Regions from separate parts of the Homo sapiens genome. Here region 1 is linked to region 2. Evidence: read pairs that join two places in POLR2A ChIA-PET (ENCODE). Cell type or tissue: A673. All regions are shown on one strand.

What was found. Peaks named below come from ENCODE experiments on the same cell type or tissue, not always from the same donor. Only the 100,000 strongest peaks of a DNase experiment are listed, where the experiment ranks them.
Region 1: POLR2A ChIA-PET joins it to region 2 with 6 read pairs; 2 of 35 experiments call an interaction of 5 or more read pairs at or near these places.

What each region holds. Positions count from the first base shown.
Region 1 is chr15:35,264,515-35,272,514 of GRCh38, reverse strand. It overlaps a transcript of DPH6 not described here. Among named protein-coding and RNA genes, the nearest start is that of MIR3942, 100 kb to the left of the region's middle. In A673, no CTCF peak of the experiment used is centred here; no DNase peak of the experiment used is centred here.
Region 2 is chr15:35,423,745-35,431,744 of GRCh38, reverse strand. The region is part of intron 5 of DPH6 (diphthamine biosynthesis 6); the gene reads left to right. It overlaps LOC124903464 (a long non-coding RNA gene), which reads left to right. Exons shown (of 2, transcript XR_007064580.1): 1 at 1-1,424; 2 at 1,778-8,000. Among named protein-coding and RNA genes, the nearest start is that of MIR3942, 55 kb to the right of the region's middle. In A673, no CTCF peak of the experiment used is centred here; a DNase peak (open chromatin) is centred at 4,424.

The DNA of each region.
Region 1 (8,000 bases), 160 kb after region 2:
GGGTGTTTGGCCCTACCTGGAACACTGGGGATTACATTTCAACATGAGATTTCAAGGCACAAACATCCAAACAATATCAGCAAGGACATAATTCAGTCCATAACATCATGCTTCCTAGATGTTAGCCCTTATTATAAGCACTTTGGATATAAAGTCTTTCCTTAGTTTCCATGGGGGAAAACTTACAGGACCCCTATGGACACCAATATTCACAGATACTCAAGTGCCTTATATTAAATGGCCATAGTGTCTGCACATAACCTATATACATCCTCTTGTATACTTTAAATCATCTCTAGATTAATTATAATATCTAATACAGTGTAAATGCTATATAAATATTTGTTATACTCTATTGGTTTTTTGTGTTTTTTTATTGTATTGTTATTTTTATTGATTTTTTAAAATATTTTTGATCTGTGGTTGGTTGAATCCACAGAAGCAGAATCCATGGATACAGAAGGTGAACTGCATTGTCTTTAATGTTCACAAACACCCTATAAAATAGATAGTATTTTACCACCATTTCATAAATAAGGAAAACAAAGAAAACATGAAGTAAGTAACTTGTCTGAGGTTACATAGTTTATAAATGATGAAGCCAAGTTTAAACACAGCTGTGTGGTTATAGAGTTCATGCCCTTGAACACTGAGCTAAACTGCCCTGCTGAAGCCAACAGGACTCCCTTCTGTCATCTCTGTTTCTATCTAGGTGTTTGCTCTACCTCGCAGCGTAGCTTTCTCTGATTCTTAAGTCCATGGGAGAAACATCCCCAGCCCTCAGCCCCAGAGATTCCATGTTTCAATTCTCAATCCCCATCCTGTATGTCTGGGACAGAGAATTCTACCACCATCGTGGGTCAGCTTTGCCCTGCATAGTGCCTGACAATATTGATTGAAGAAGTGAATACTTGAGTGGTCACTATGTATTACTCCAACTGCCTCTACTCTATATGTGTAACTGTAACTGGCAAAATGGATGAGTCATGCTCTATTGGTGCTTACTGGTCTTGTTATCCTGTTATTCTCCCCTGAGATGGCACCTCGATTCAGATGCTTTCCTTTGAAACAACTTTAATTGATATGGGTGTTTTTTATCAAATGTTTTTTTCTTCTTCTTGCCCTGAGGAAATGTTTGCAAAGAATATATTTTCATATCCCTTTTCTTCAAGTTATGAAATGAAAGCTACCCAATTGGGGGTAGGGGGTGGGGTTGATGAAAGCCAGAAAGGGTGAATAATGCCTGTTTGTGTGTTTGTTTGTTTGTTTAACTCCATTGACCTTTTATTTAACCCTTCTTTTCCTATGGGAACTGTCAGAGGTTTGGGCAGCATGGCAGCTTTTTGGGATAAGTGTTAGTTACACACTGTGAAAGAAGTTTGGCTGAACTAATCCTTTTGTAGGGAAGCCTTATGTTTGGCTGTCAGTGGTTTCCTGGACGTATTTATACCCTACCTCAATTCTAAATCCTCTCTATCTGATTAGACCAATAACTAAAAACATGCAGTTTGTAGGTAGATGGTCTTCGCTTCAGCTCCCATTTCTATCAGTTTACAAGCTTTGTGACCTTTGGCAAGTTACTGAACTTCTCTGTGTCTGTGTACTGAGCTATAAAATGAAAAGGATCAAAGGATCTTTACATCGTAAAACTGCTATGAGATTTAAATAAAAATGTATTTAAGTATCTTGTCTGTGTTAGAAGCTCAACAATTGGCTTTCTTCTCATTTCCTTATTAGGAGAATGTAACCGTAATAAAAATATGTAGTGGACTAGATCCTTCTAGGAAGTTGTCATTCCCTACAAACACAAGAGCATTTCAAAGGAATATTTAGTATTTCAAGATATTAGAGTGTATTAGGGAAATAACTTAGGTTTTTTCTAGGTGCCCTTAAAGAAGTAAACTAGACACAGCCTCCACTATTGTGGACCAAATGCATTAACCAAGTCCAAAAACTGTAGAAATAACTACGGAAAAATCACTGTAACTGCATTATCAGATTACTACTTGAGGCACAATTCATGAAGGCTAGAAAAAATGTATAACCTTAGATCCTACCTACTTCTATTCAAAATTTGAGAACCAAAGCCCAGATGGTTCTATTTACCATCAAAATTATCTCACCTTTAACTTACAATACAGATAACAAAATAGCTGACAAGATCAGCAGAACCGATGCACTCCATTCATAATATTGTTTCTCTGAAAATGATTTTCCACTTCAATGCAACATGGACTAAAGACTATAGCAAGTAATCTTTTATTTCCTTTCTTTCTTCTTCTTTTTTATTTCTTATTTTCCTAATTGGTGCCAATAGATACCATTCTTTTGGTTGCTAACAGACAATAGTTCAACTCAGTGGATTGCATCTTACATTTCAGTTAATGTTCAGAGTTTAGAAACACACCCTTAACAAGGCCGGGCGCGGTGGCTCACGCCTGTAATCCCAGCACTTTGGGAGGCCGAGGCGGGCGGATCACGAGGTCAGGAGATCGGAGATCGAGACCATCCTGGCTAACATGGTGAAACCCCATCTCTACTAGAAATACAAAAAAGATTAGCTGGGCGTGGTGGCAGGTGCCTGTAGTCCCAGCTACTCGGGAGGCTGAGGCAGGAGAATGGCGTGAACCCAGGAGGTGGAGCTTGCAGTGAGCCAAGATTGTGCCACTGCACTCCAGCCTGGGTGACAGAGCAAGACTCCGTCTCAAAAAAAAAAAAAAAAAAGAAACACACCCTTAACAATGTGAAAGAAATAAAGAATACATAAAATGAAGTCCTGGCCGGGCGCGGTGGCTGCGCCTGTAATCCCAGCACTTTGGGAGGCCGAGGCGGGCGGATCACGAGGTCAGGAGATCGAGACCATCCTGGCTAACATGGTGAAACCCCGTCTCTACTAAAAGTACAAAAAAAATTAGCCGGGCGTGTTGGCGGGCGCCTGTAGTCCCAGCTACTCGGGAGGCTGAGGCAGGAGAATGGCGTGACCCCGGGAGGCAGAGCTTCCAGCCTGGGTGACTCCGTCTCAAAAAAAATAAAAATAAAAAAATTAAAAATAAAATGAAGTCCTAAAATTCACGGAAATAGGTTTATCCTTACTGACTAAAAGCCCTAAATAAGTCTAAACATCTCATTTTGTTCAAGGATTTCTGGGGTTGCATTGAGTTCTCCTTACTCTTAGAGAGATTTAATCAGACCATATAATCAGATAGTTTGTCCTAAGAGCAAGCAATAACTACTAAATTTAGGAATGTTCATAAGAAAACAGTGAAGAAGAAAAAAAGGAATATACATTTTACATTTTAAGGAATTGGAATGATTTAACTTAGGAAGGAATAACTTTGAGAAGAACTAATAGTCTTCCAACATATGAAATAATTTATTTAGGTAGTCCTCATAATATGTTTTCTATTTTTATAGGATATCAGGGGATAAGTCTGAATAGCAGCAGAAGACTTGGGGATTGATATTGGGGAGTTATTGTAAATGAGCTGTCAATCAATATAATTATTTTCTCAGAGACTTACATAATTAAAAAGGTGATTTTCATGTTGGAAACATTCATCTTGGCATTATTTTACATGAAAGCTATTTAATATTCTTTATTTTAATTATATTTGATTCTCCTCTGCCTAATGGTCTTTCCTGCCCTCTTCCTACCTTGCCAGCCTTGTTTTTCCTATCTGATTTTCCTCCTCATGTGCCCTCACAGTAGTTAATTCTACAAAGCCCAATTCCTGGTCCTTTGTTCTTTTTATACCTTTTTTTTTTTTCCATTTTTTATACCTTCAATTAATTGGCCCATCTGTCCCTAAGGTTCTGTAACATGACTTCATGTTTAACTTCCTTTTAATCTTATGTTTTCAAAAATATATAGTATTAGAAGATATACTGTAACCACCTCACCCTCACTAAGTTTTTTCTGCTTTCCCCTAAAAAAATTTTTTTAAAGCAGCAGAAGAAAAAGACTCCTCTTTCCCATTGTTTTTTTTTTTAGAGCTGCAAACTCACAAATCTTACAGGCTCCCAAAATAGGAGACCTCAAGTCACTTTTGAATATTTTGTCATCATCTCTGCATTGAATATGTCACCCATTCTTTCCTTAATAATATCTCTCAGACCTGTATTTTCACCTTCATTCCTACCATTGCTATTCTTACCACATTATATCTGCACTACTGCAGTTGCCTGTCTGTTCTATCTAGCTTCAATCTTCCACCTTCCTACTTCTTGCTGCAAATATGGCTACACCATTTTATTTTATTAATGATACACTCTTGCTCAAACTCCTTCAGTTTTCTTTTATTTATTTATTTATTTATTTATTTATTTATTTATTTATTTATTTTTTGAGACAGAGTCTCGCTCTGTCGCCCAGGCTGGAGTGCAGTGGCACAATCTCGGCTCACTGCAAGCTCTGCCTCCCAGGTTCACACCATTCTCCTGCCTCAGCCTCCCGAGTAGCAGGGACTACAGGCGCCTGCCACCACGCCCGGCTAATATTTTGTATTTTTAGTAGAGACAGGGTTTCACCATGTTAGCCAGGATGGTCTTGATCTCCTGACCTCATGATCTGCCGGCCTCGGCCTCCCAAAGTGCTGGGATTACAGACGTGAGCCACCGCGCCTGGCCTAGTTTTCTTTTGTATACTACACACCAAATTCAAACAGTTTTGCTTTGCTTCCATTAGGTTATATTGGTAGCACTAGGATCCTATTTGAGCACTGGACTAAGAAACCCAAGAGTCCTCATACCTTCCTCTACTATAAATCTCATGAGGCTCCAAAGGGAGATAAATACACAAAAAGGGATGGCAAATGAATAAAGATGAGTTGTATGTAACATTAACAAGGTGTCTGAAACCATCAGGCTATTCTCGAAAACTGATGAACAATTAGAAGTTTAGGCCTAAACATAGCTTCTCCATCTCCAAAAGCCAGATATTGCCACAAACAAATCATCAAGCATGAGATAATTAGAATTCCCCGGAAGCTAAGAGCTCTTAGGATTGGGGAAGATAGAGAGACCAAGAGACAGGCAGTAAGGAAGTAGGAATAAGGGCCTGCCTTGAAAAAAGTGTATCCCTTTGCCTGATAGGTGAAAAAATAGCATCAGCAGCAGAGGAGAGCTAGCTGAACCAAGAAGGCCTCAGTCCTGCTGCAGATCTAGTTTCAGTGGTAGAAGAGAAGAAGCAAAGAGCATTCATCCTTGTGTGTGACCTTTTGGCACACATAAGTAAAAATGGTCCAGTACAGATCAAGGCATCTCACCCAATCTGATCAGCAGCTCCTCCCTGCCCACTCACAACAGTTTACAAGGCTCTTTGGAAGCAAGCCCTTGGCAGCCTTATTTTTCATTGCTCTCAGTTTTGTTTTTTTTACTGCACTTTATACTGTCCATGCACATTTCCACTTCTTGGATTATATATTTTATTTATCCTATCCTTCATATATCCAGATCCTTGTATCCTTTCAAGACCAGTTTATGACTGGCCTCCTCATTGAACTCTACTATTGCTGCCCACAGTGATTATAAATGCCTCCAAATTTCTATGAATTTTATTATTATTTTACTCAGTTTTGCACTTAGTTGTCCACTAATCATTTTATTTCTGTATTAATGTTATGTATTATAGTATATATGTATGTAAACTCCTTGAATGCATGAACCATGTCTTTCTTTTCTTTCAAGTAAAGCTCCTAGCATAGTACCTATTGTATTGTAGAAACACAGAGCTACAAAGACAATAGAAAACAATTATTACTGATTATTGGTTGATTAAATAATTACCTTTTGATTCTTAAGTTATGTCTATGTGGTACTGTTAAAATAAAATCATAATGGAAGTATATAGCCTGTTCTACCTCCTTTAGACATTTGATACCAACCAGGAGTAATATTCAAAATACTTAACAGGCATTATCGAACTAGCACTGGCCAATCAGAACAGATTCTGACTGCTACAATATTAAATTTATGTTAGTTGCTTGACAGTGCAAACTCTAACTAGTTCAGAACTAAAATAAATTGAAAGTTTAGTCCCTGATTTGCCAGAGATTAACAATCTGTAGCCATATATTATATATCTTAGCTGACTTTTTATTAGCCTACCTACAAAGCCAATAAAAGCCAATTAAGCTAATTGAATACTTAACCTGATCATGCTTTCCTTTCCCCTCCTGCTATAATAGCCCTCCTGTTTATATATACCATATATGATTGCCTCTTTCATACGCTGTCTACTTCAAACTTTGATAGACTGATAAGCATCATATTTGGAATGTCATGGTTCACAGTACATGATAAGCATCTCCACTGGCTACTCCTGTAAGTTTGCTGTTACAATACGAAGCATTACTGAATAGCAGCCTGTGCCCTGGGAATGATATAATTAAGTCCCTTCTGATTACTTCTTAGGTAGAAATTACTTTTGGCCTATATGTTTTTAGATTACACATACTTTTACAAAAACATATTTTTGTAAAAGAACATTTTGTAAAGGACACATGTAAGAACATGTGTCCTGGAGAACTTGTATTCAGATTCAACCAGTTAAAACTAAACTAAATTGTTTGTAGAAGTAGCCCTCTACAAACTTCAATATCAACAAAGCAATTTAGGTGTTTTGTTACATTGAATCAGTGACACTATAATGTTACTTCACAATACTGCTACGCCATGACTATCATATGACAGCGATATAAAAGAAAGACTTTTTTTAACTTGTCAATTTACTTTTTAAAACATGTTTTTTGCATTGGTTTCATATTTTACCTGTCAAGTGGTGAAAATTTGTATTTCTAAACTAAACTGTAAAATATTATGGGGATTAGTGACTGTGTTTTTAAACACAATAGATTAGTTTCAAATCCCAAAATAAAAGCTACGGAATTTTTTTTAAAGGCAGAGAAATGTCTTGCTGGGTGCTAACACCTTCAGAAGCTATTATTACAGTGTAGCAGAGGAGGACTCTTGCAGATGGAGAGAGCAGTGTTAAGATTCACACCAGACCTTGTCCTTCTATGCCTTTTCCCCCTGTGCAAAGGAATCTGTCAAATCTTATTCCTTTCTTTGAAGAAATGCCTAAAGAATGTCAGTTCAGTCTGGCTACACTTAGACATCATGTGGAATATTGTGGATGCCTTCAAGAGAAAAAGACATTCTGAAAAATGTAATTTAGGGGTTATCAAAAGGAAGTATTTTGGCTTTTTGTGGCCGGGCTGAAAGTTTACTTCTTTTTCATAATAATGGTTTCTTACACTTATACTGTCCTTTTTTTTCCTTTCAAAGCATTTTAAGATTGAATATCTTTTTTAATTCTTATTATATTCTAGATTTGATTTGAAGTTATTTTACTATGTTTATAGTAAAACCACAGTACTGTTATTTTGTGTTTTCTGACCGCTAGCTTGTGTGGTTATTTTTCTAGATGGATTATTTTTCACTGTATGGACTATAGACAGCATGGCCCAATCTAGAATGACATAACTGTTTCTCTCAGTAATAATTATGAACATCGGAGTGTAATGTACTTTCAGTCAGTTCCTTCTGAATGTTCGACAAGACTCTCCAAACCCTGCTTTTCATGTTATGCTCATAATCTGCCTATGGAGGCCAAATGTCTCATCAGTAAAGTCTTCCTTGACCCCCAAAAGAGTTAGGCACTCTACCTTTCTTCTCTCAGAACATCTTGCACACAATATTGACATTGGGAATTCAATTATAGTTCTATGTCATATTTATCTCTGTATTCTCAGTACCTAGCTCAGTAAATGTTTGTTGAATGAATGAATGAATGAATGTACAAATGAACATGCGTGGTATGCTTTGTTGTGCCAAACTGGTACTTTATTTAAAGGCCATTCCACCTGACTGCTGCTGGGCTCCCACCCACTGAATCTCAAATTCACCAACATGATTGGGAGATACAAGAGCTACTTAAGGAATTTCCTTACTAACTTCAATTAAAATTAAAAATAGTAAGCCTTTTGTTTTTCAAAGAGTGC
Region 2 (8,000 bases):
CTGCTTTTTATGATAATTAACTGTCATTTCTCCTTAGACTTTTCAATTTATGTCTAACATCAACATGCTTGTCCCCATTATATTTCTTTCTTATGGATTCCTTTCTTATGGATTTTTTTCTCTAATTCTTGTAACAAAATTGTTGTTCCAGGAAAGTATACCTAGTTAATTTGGGTCTTTATAGCCTCTGGCACCCTGCTGTTTATGTGCCTTAGCTTAAGGAGCACTTCTTTATTTGATTATGGCTTAACTTGATTTTCAGGAAAGAGTACTGGACTCAAAGTCAAAATCTGTACATTTTTTTTCCTGATTTAATCACTCGTTAACCTTGCAACCTGGAGAATTCACTTCACCCCAGAGCCTCCATTTTCATAACCTCCCTTTTATCAGTAAAACCATTGTTTTACTACTTATCCTAAAGATTTACTACTAAAATGGGGCCATAGGTACAAAAGTTTCTTGAACAGTTTAACATATTACACACATTATTACTGCTAGATAGGTATAGGGGTAATTATGAATGACTTTTGACGTATGTGAACAAGTGAATTCATTGGTTAAGCTTTTTTCATATCCTTCGTTTGCCGCTTTTTCTGTTTGACAAAGAAGAATCTTGGGTGTTATATAACTGTGCTGCAACATAAATTCAGTTACCTCTCTTTCTTTTCTCCACCTTTAAAAATTATTGAGAGTTTTTCACACAACAGATGGAATATAGGCAAGAAAAATAAAGTCTATGGTTTTCAATGGAACTGGAAGTAGGAGGTTTTGTTTTTGTTTTTGTTTTTGACAGGCTCATAAAAGCCACTGTCTAAACTGGGTAAATCTTGGGTCTTTTGGCTTCCTATACTGTACTTGTAATTTCACATTTTTATTTGCATTGTCACATTAAAGATATTTCAGATAAGATACAGCTATGGGTTTTAGGAAACTGGAGCAGTGTCACAATTTCTAAATAATAATTTTTTTAACTGACCTTAAAACATTTAACTTGAAAATTACAGGAAATGCATTTATAGTTGACATTGATGATGACTTACACTAATTTTTCTGGAAAGAAATGTTTGTATTAAGCAGTTGAAAACATAATTATAATGGTTATTGCACAAAGCCCAGCTTTATAGGGTCTTAAAGAACAAATACCACAAATAGTTTTAGATCATGATTAGATTAAAAATCACTGGTTTTATTTCATTTTTTTTTTTTGGCTACAGGATAAAGAAAAGATCTTATCAGAATAAATTTCTCACCTGCCTTGGGCAGGAGTCATTAGATGTAAGCAAATTTAATGGAGCCTGTGTGCTCTGGGGCCATTCAGCTGTGCTTCAATAATTGCATTTTTTTTTTTTTTCAGTATGAAGGTTGTTTAACATATCAAGTGGCAAAAAAAAAGTTAAAGTACAAGTTGCCTATTTATCTTTCAGGTAAATAACCATAGGTACTTTATAAACTGAGTAGCAATGAATGCATTAACAAATAATAAACTCCAGTCAGGAAAAGAAAATGCTGCTGATAGTGTGCAATTATTATTTCTGTGTCCCTCCTTCATTAGCATTCACATGACTTCAAACTGCTTCTGTCCTTTTTCCCCTTCATTCAATTTACTTTCACTGGAAAACTTTAAGGTTCACTTAACATATATTTGAACAGGTCAATATCATTTTTGATGATTTCTTTTTAAATTCAGCCTTTACAAACAAATTAGCAAGGTTAACTTACTGCAAGATCCAGATCCACATTAACAAATGAATTTTTTTCTTGTTCTTTTCCCCCACAGACTGGATTTCGGTCTTCTATCCACAATCTTCTAGGATCCAGCTTCTGTTCAATCAGTGTTTTGATTTTGCAACTCTAACTCGTAAATATTACACACCAAAGTAACAGCTAAGATAAAACAGCGTTAACAAAATATTATTCATATTAGGAACAGATTTTTTCATTACAGATATCCTTTCAATATTGAATTCTGTTTGATATTTAAAATGTAATTTAATTCCCTTATATAGTTTTTCAGAGACACATCTCTTTAGGAAAGATACCATATTCTGTATATCTATAAAAATGTGTGTATGTAAGGGTGGTAAGATAAAACAAATGACTTAATAATTAACCCATAATTACTTAAACAAATGGACCTAATATGAAGTTGATAGTAGGTCAGTATCAACATGGGAAAAGGACCCTACTGACGTATTATATCATTATTTCTTTATTCAACACTTTTCACTCTTTTAAACAGCTATTTGAATGAGCACTTGAAGGGCATGCTGATGAAATTTGCAAGTGACACAGTTGTTATTGAAATAGCTAATACTTTGAATAATAGAATCAGAATTCAGATTCATATTAAATGATTGGAATTAGGGACTAAAAATGACGAGGTAAAACAAAATAGAGGTAAATATAAACAGTTCTGAATTTCAGTCCCTAAAACCAACATTGTAAAATCAAATGGGAGAGATATTGCTAAACAATAGCACTGAAGAGAAAAGTCATAGAGGTTTTATGACAGTATGCTTAATATGTGTCTGTGGTACATTGTGGCTGCCAAAGCAGCTAAGGAGATCTAAGGGGTTCTATTAACAGAGTTAATGTGGAACATTGTGTTTTGTTATAGGTACCTTTATTTAAGAAGGTTGTGGCTGTAGTAATTTAAGGAAAAGGCAGTATTCTGTAAACAATTGGATCTCAATTCTGTGCAAAAGTCATTCATAGAAAAAATCCTGAAAACTAAAATGATAATGTATTAGCAACATATCTTCAGAAATTTTATAATATGAAAAACTTAAATTTTCTTTTTTATGTTTTTCTATATTTCCTACAATTAACAGAAATTGCTTTTTGTAAAAGGGAAAGATTGCATAAAAGTGGGACACAGAAACAAATGTAATTCGGTGAGTAGAGAGTGACCAGAACAATGAAAGGACAAGCAAGTGGTACCATATGAGGGCTATTTAAAGGAGCTATATATTTAGCCTGAAGTAAAGGCAGCAGGTTACTGGGCCAACGAGAATGAGGATTTTTATAGCAATTCACAATGTTTGAAAGTCCACTGGTACTTTCTTTGGCTTCAGAGGACAATTCAAAGAGCAAGTGGAAGTTATACAGTGAAACAGGTCTTAGCGTGTGTGGCATAGAAACTTTCTAACATTTGGAGCTCCCAAATTGTGACCCAGGAGATTGCCCCAGGCCCATGGGTAGATTTCTTCAAGATTCTACTGCATGTCCCTTGTTTTTTTCCTGTATAATACTGCTTCTTTGACAGAAGAGTTAATTGGAGTGTGTAGAACTGTTTTAGCTGTAGACTAAGTTTGCTTTTTGGAGAGAAATTCCATTCTTCCTTGATGGCTTCTGGCTCCACCCTTAAAGGATGAAGATTTGCCTCCATTAGATAATTTCAAAACAATATGCAACTGGCTCTGAAGACAGTTTTATAGAAAAATTTTTAGAAGTAGTTTGATCCAGGGCATCAAACTATTGGATAAGCTATATACTATTGGATAAGCATATAGTATTCAAAGGTGACAACTTCAAAGGAGACAGCCCTCATTTAAATACATAAAAAAACTGTCTTATTACTTTATCACTTGTTAGTTTTCATTAAAATTTGATGCTTACACAGACACAGTGATGAGAAAATTAAACTCGTGTGGCTTTCCGATTCTATTTGATACATAAAAATCTTGCTGCATGCTTATTATGCCATTGCCTCCTGGTCTACTTTCCTTCTTGGTTTGGGAGCTCATCTTCCCTTCCATATTCTTAGGCTGCCTCTTGTCTGCAGTGAAATTCCTTTTTTGTGTATTTTTTCTTTTTTTTAATTTGAAGGTGATCTATGCTTCTGGAAGAGGTAACCCCATTGTAGGGAAGAAAAGAAAGAGAAATTGTCCCTGAAACTTTGTTTTCATTACTTAGCAAGTTTTACAGTTAATGACAGAAGTTTCTCCTGTGGCCTTTCCTTCCAAAGACTGTGCTTATTTATTTTCCCCAATACTCTCATGTGACCTTGTTTAAAGCTTCATGTAATTCCCAAATAAATTACATTTACTGGTTTACTTCTATCTAGTATTTTATTGACATTTCCAGATAAGTTTAATAGGATGGAGAGAAACAGTGTTCTCTTTATAGACTCAGTGGGCAATTTGACCTTAGCAGGTTAACCTTATCCTGATGTTGAAGGAAGCTATTCTTAATTAGACTCTATCAGTTTCTCCATTATCACCAAGAGAGCCTCTGGTCTGTAATTCCATAAAATCTTAATTCGATTATTTTTCTTTCTGAAAGAAAAGCTTCATATTAGCAAAATCGCAATATTTGGAAATACTTGCTTGTTTTCCAAATACATTGCATATCCTCATCTGTAGCTCAGCCATTTCACACTTTATTTCCTTCAGAAACTCTCAGTTGAATACCATCTGGCCATGGTGATTTATTGCTGTGGAATTTCTCAAGTTGCTCTATTATTTCCTCCTAGGAGATTGCTCTCTACTACTACCCCACTGTTTTTCTCAGAAAGTGCCCTTGGAATAGTCGTTTCCTCACTCTCCTGTACAGCAGAGGTCAATGCAAAATAAAACTAAACTAAACTTCTCTGCTTCTTACATCCTCTAAACCTCACATCCTCTTTACTTGCTGTCCTCATTACCAGAGGAGAAACTCAGCCGTTAGTCCTACCACTCATGGTGTCTATTTAGTCCTTGTGTTTCCTTTTGTCTTTTTTTTTATCTTTTTTTTTTTTTAGATTCTTTCTTCCCCTGACAGTACATTTTTGGTATTTAATTCAGGGGGAAAAATGTCATGTTATAAGATGTTTTAGATATTTTCAACGTGTTCATAAATGTCTCTATGGAATTGTTTCAAGGTTGTTTTTTTTTTTTTAAACCATCCACAAATTTCTCTTTTGACCTTTCAGATAATGTCACAGTATATATATCTCTCATGGCCAGTGTCCTTATATGTCTTCCTAGAAACCTGGATGGTTCTTTAAACTTTTTACTTTTCTCTCAGAGGGCTGCTAACCAGATTTTTTCTTCAGATTTTTAACATATACTTTTTGAAGTCTCACCTTTTGGGTTAACATTAAGAGATGCCCATACCAATTAGAACATGAGCTTGAATTGTGCAGCCTTCCCAATTTCTGAGTTCTACTCCTACACATACTAACCTGTGGTAATTCCTATATTTTACATTAATCTTATTCCTCTTTCATACCTGCCCCAATAAGCCAAGATAAGGTATGTTAATTAATGCTTCTACACATCGTGTTCTTCTGTCATTTATTTGGCTAATAATGGACATAATTAAAATCATTCATTGCAATAACCTTCTTAGAAAAGAATGCTGAACAGTAAAGGTTAAAAGCAATTTGTATTATTCTTTTATATTCTATAGTTAACATTTTTACACCTGAACTTTGTTCAAATAATTATTTTGTTTAAAAAAGGTTACTTAATGTGCTTTCAAGTAGAGTTAATTGTGATTTGAATATATTTCTACCTTTATGCAAAGTACCTTAGCAGAGAATTTTTGAATTTTATAACTGAAGTATTGAAACATCGAAAGTTGAAACTTTCAAAACTCCCAACATGTGTTGTAAATTATCTACCATTTTCAACTTAAGAAAAAAAAAGAGTTAAATACAAATTTCGAGTACTGTATGTGTGATACAGTCTTTCCTTAAGTTTCAAATACAAATACCAGTAGTCACACAGCCACCTGAAGAGAGTCTCTATTTGCTCAGTTTATAAAGGGGAGTAACAGATTATAACAGCAGGGGAAGGAAATGCTGGTTTTGCTTATTTTATTGCTAGCATATCATTTTCTTCACTGGGTAAGGCAGGCTGTCCTAAAAGTAACTTAGGCATATAACTTTTTGGTGCTGGTTATATGGATAGGATATATATGGATATATGAGATATATATATATATATATATGTCATGTCATATATATATATATGATATACATGGAAAGGATGTCTTTCTTGAATTTTGGAATAGATTGAGTCTATCCATCCCAAAGCTACTTTGTACACACACCCATACACACACACACCCATACACACACACACATACACACACACTTCCATATATATCTTATATATGGATATGTATGTACATTAGATATGTATATAGGTATGTTTTATACATATATATTACCTGCCAAGAAATATGCACTATATCGTAATTCTAAAATTTGTCTTTCTACCTGTATCTCAACCAATGGCTCCAATTTCTTCTGATCTTTAAAAAATATGTTAATTGTAATATTTACAAATAAATAGGAAAAGATTCTATTTTAATGAATGCTAGTATGAAAGTTAACCCTCTGTAGTAAAACATATGGCTCTGTCAGGCAACTTACACTATAATAGCTTTCATGATAATATGTAACAGTTAATTAAAAACTCCTTCTGAAAAGGTAAACCAGCAAGTGTTTTTCTGTTTCTCTATGTAGTAGTCAGATTATTTAATGGCTGTACTGTCCAGGAGGATATTTGTACCTTAATACAAATACCATTTCTTACTTGGCATGATTGGAAAGTGAGACATACTATCTTAGCTGAGAGCCCAACATTTATGTATTAAAACTTCTTGGAGCAAGGGTATGTTATAACATTTGCAGGGCTTGTCCTCCAGTGAATTGTCTTATAGAAAATACTACTTGTATTGGTTGCTGTCTCAACTATATGTGAGTACATTTGCAGAAATGTACGTAGGTCACATTCAGTTTAATTTTACATGAGAACCAGATAAGGAATTCTATCTCACAACACAGGGTCTGAAGGAGGCTGTAATCAGGGTTCTCCAAAGTTTCCTGTACTTTCTTTTCTAGCAAGTTATTCTTGTACTGGAGAAGTCAAAGGACAGCTTTTTCTATTAATTTGATTCCATCTTCACTCAAGCAGGATTAAGTTCAAGTCCTAGGTATATTCATAGTATTCTTTCCCAGTTTTTCAGTCCTGATATATTCTTCTCCTTTATTCAGTAATCTTTTCAGTGGTGTTTTCAATTGGGAAGAGAAGAAAAGGAAAGAATTAGATGCCAGTGCTTATATAACCATCTTGCCCAGAAGTATTATTGAAGGATTTTGAAATAGAAAATTATCAGATTACAGTACAAGGCAAGGATGCCCACTCTTGCCACTTATATTAAACATTGTACTAGAAATCCTAGCCAGAGAAATTAAGCAAGAAAAAGAAATAAAAGACATTCAAATTAGAAAGAAGAAAGCAAAATTATTTCTACTTACAGATAATATCATACATATTGAAAAGACTTGACAAAAAAAAAAATCCTGTTAGAACTAATACATAAATTCAGTAAAGTTGCAGAATATAAAATCAGCATACAACAATCAGTAGCATTTCTATATGCAAATAACAAACTATCTGAAAAGGAAATCAAGAAAACAGTCACATTCACAATAGCGACAAGAAGAATAAAATAATTAGGAATAATCTTAACCAAGAAGTGAAAGTCTTGCACACTGAAAATTGTAAAATATTGCTGAAGGAAATTTAAAAAGTCAAACATTAATGGAAATACAGCCATATTCTTGGATTGAAATAATTAATATGTTAAAATGTTCATATTACCCCAAGTGATCTACAGATTCAATGTAATCCTTATCAAATTCTCAATGGCATTCTTTATAAAAATAGAAAAAAAAATCCCAAAATTCATATGGAACCACAAAAGACCACAAGTAGCCAAATTAATCTTTAGGAAGAAGAACAAAGGAATCAGTTTCTGATTTCTAAACATATTATAAAGCTAGGGTAATGAAAACAGAATGGCACTGGCATAAAAACAAGTATAGAGACCAATGGAATAGAATAGAGAGCCTAGAAATAAATGTACACATCTATGGTCAACTGATCTTCCACAGGGGTGCCAAAACATACAATGGGAATGGATAGTCTTTTCAATAAATGGTGCCAGGAAAATTATCCATATCTACATGTGGAAGAAGTGGACCCTTATCTCACACCATATACAAC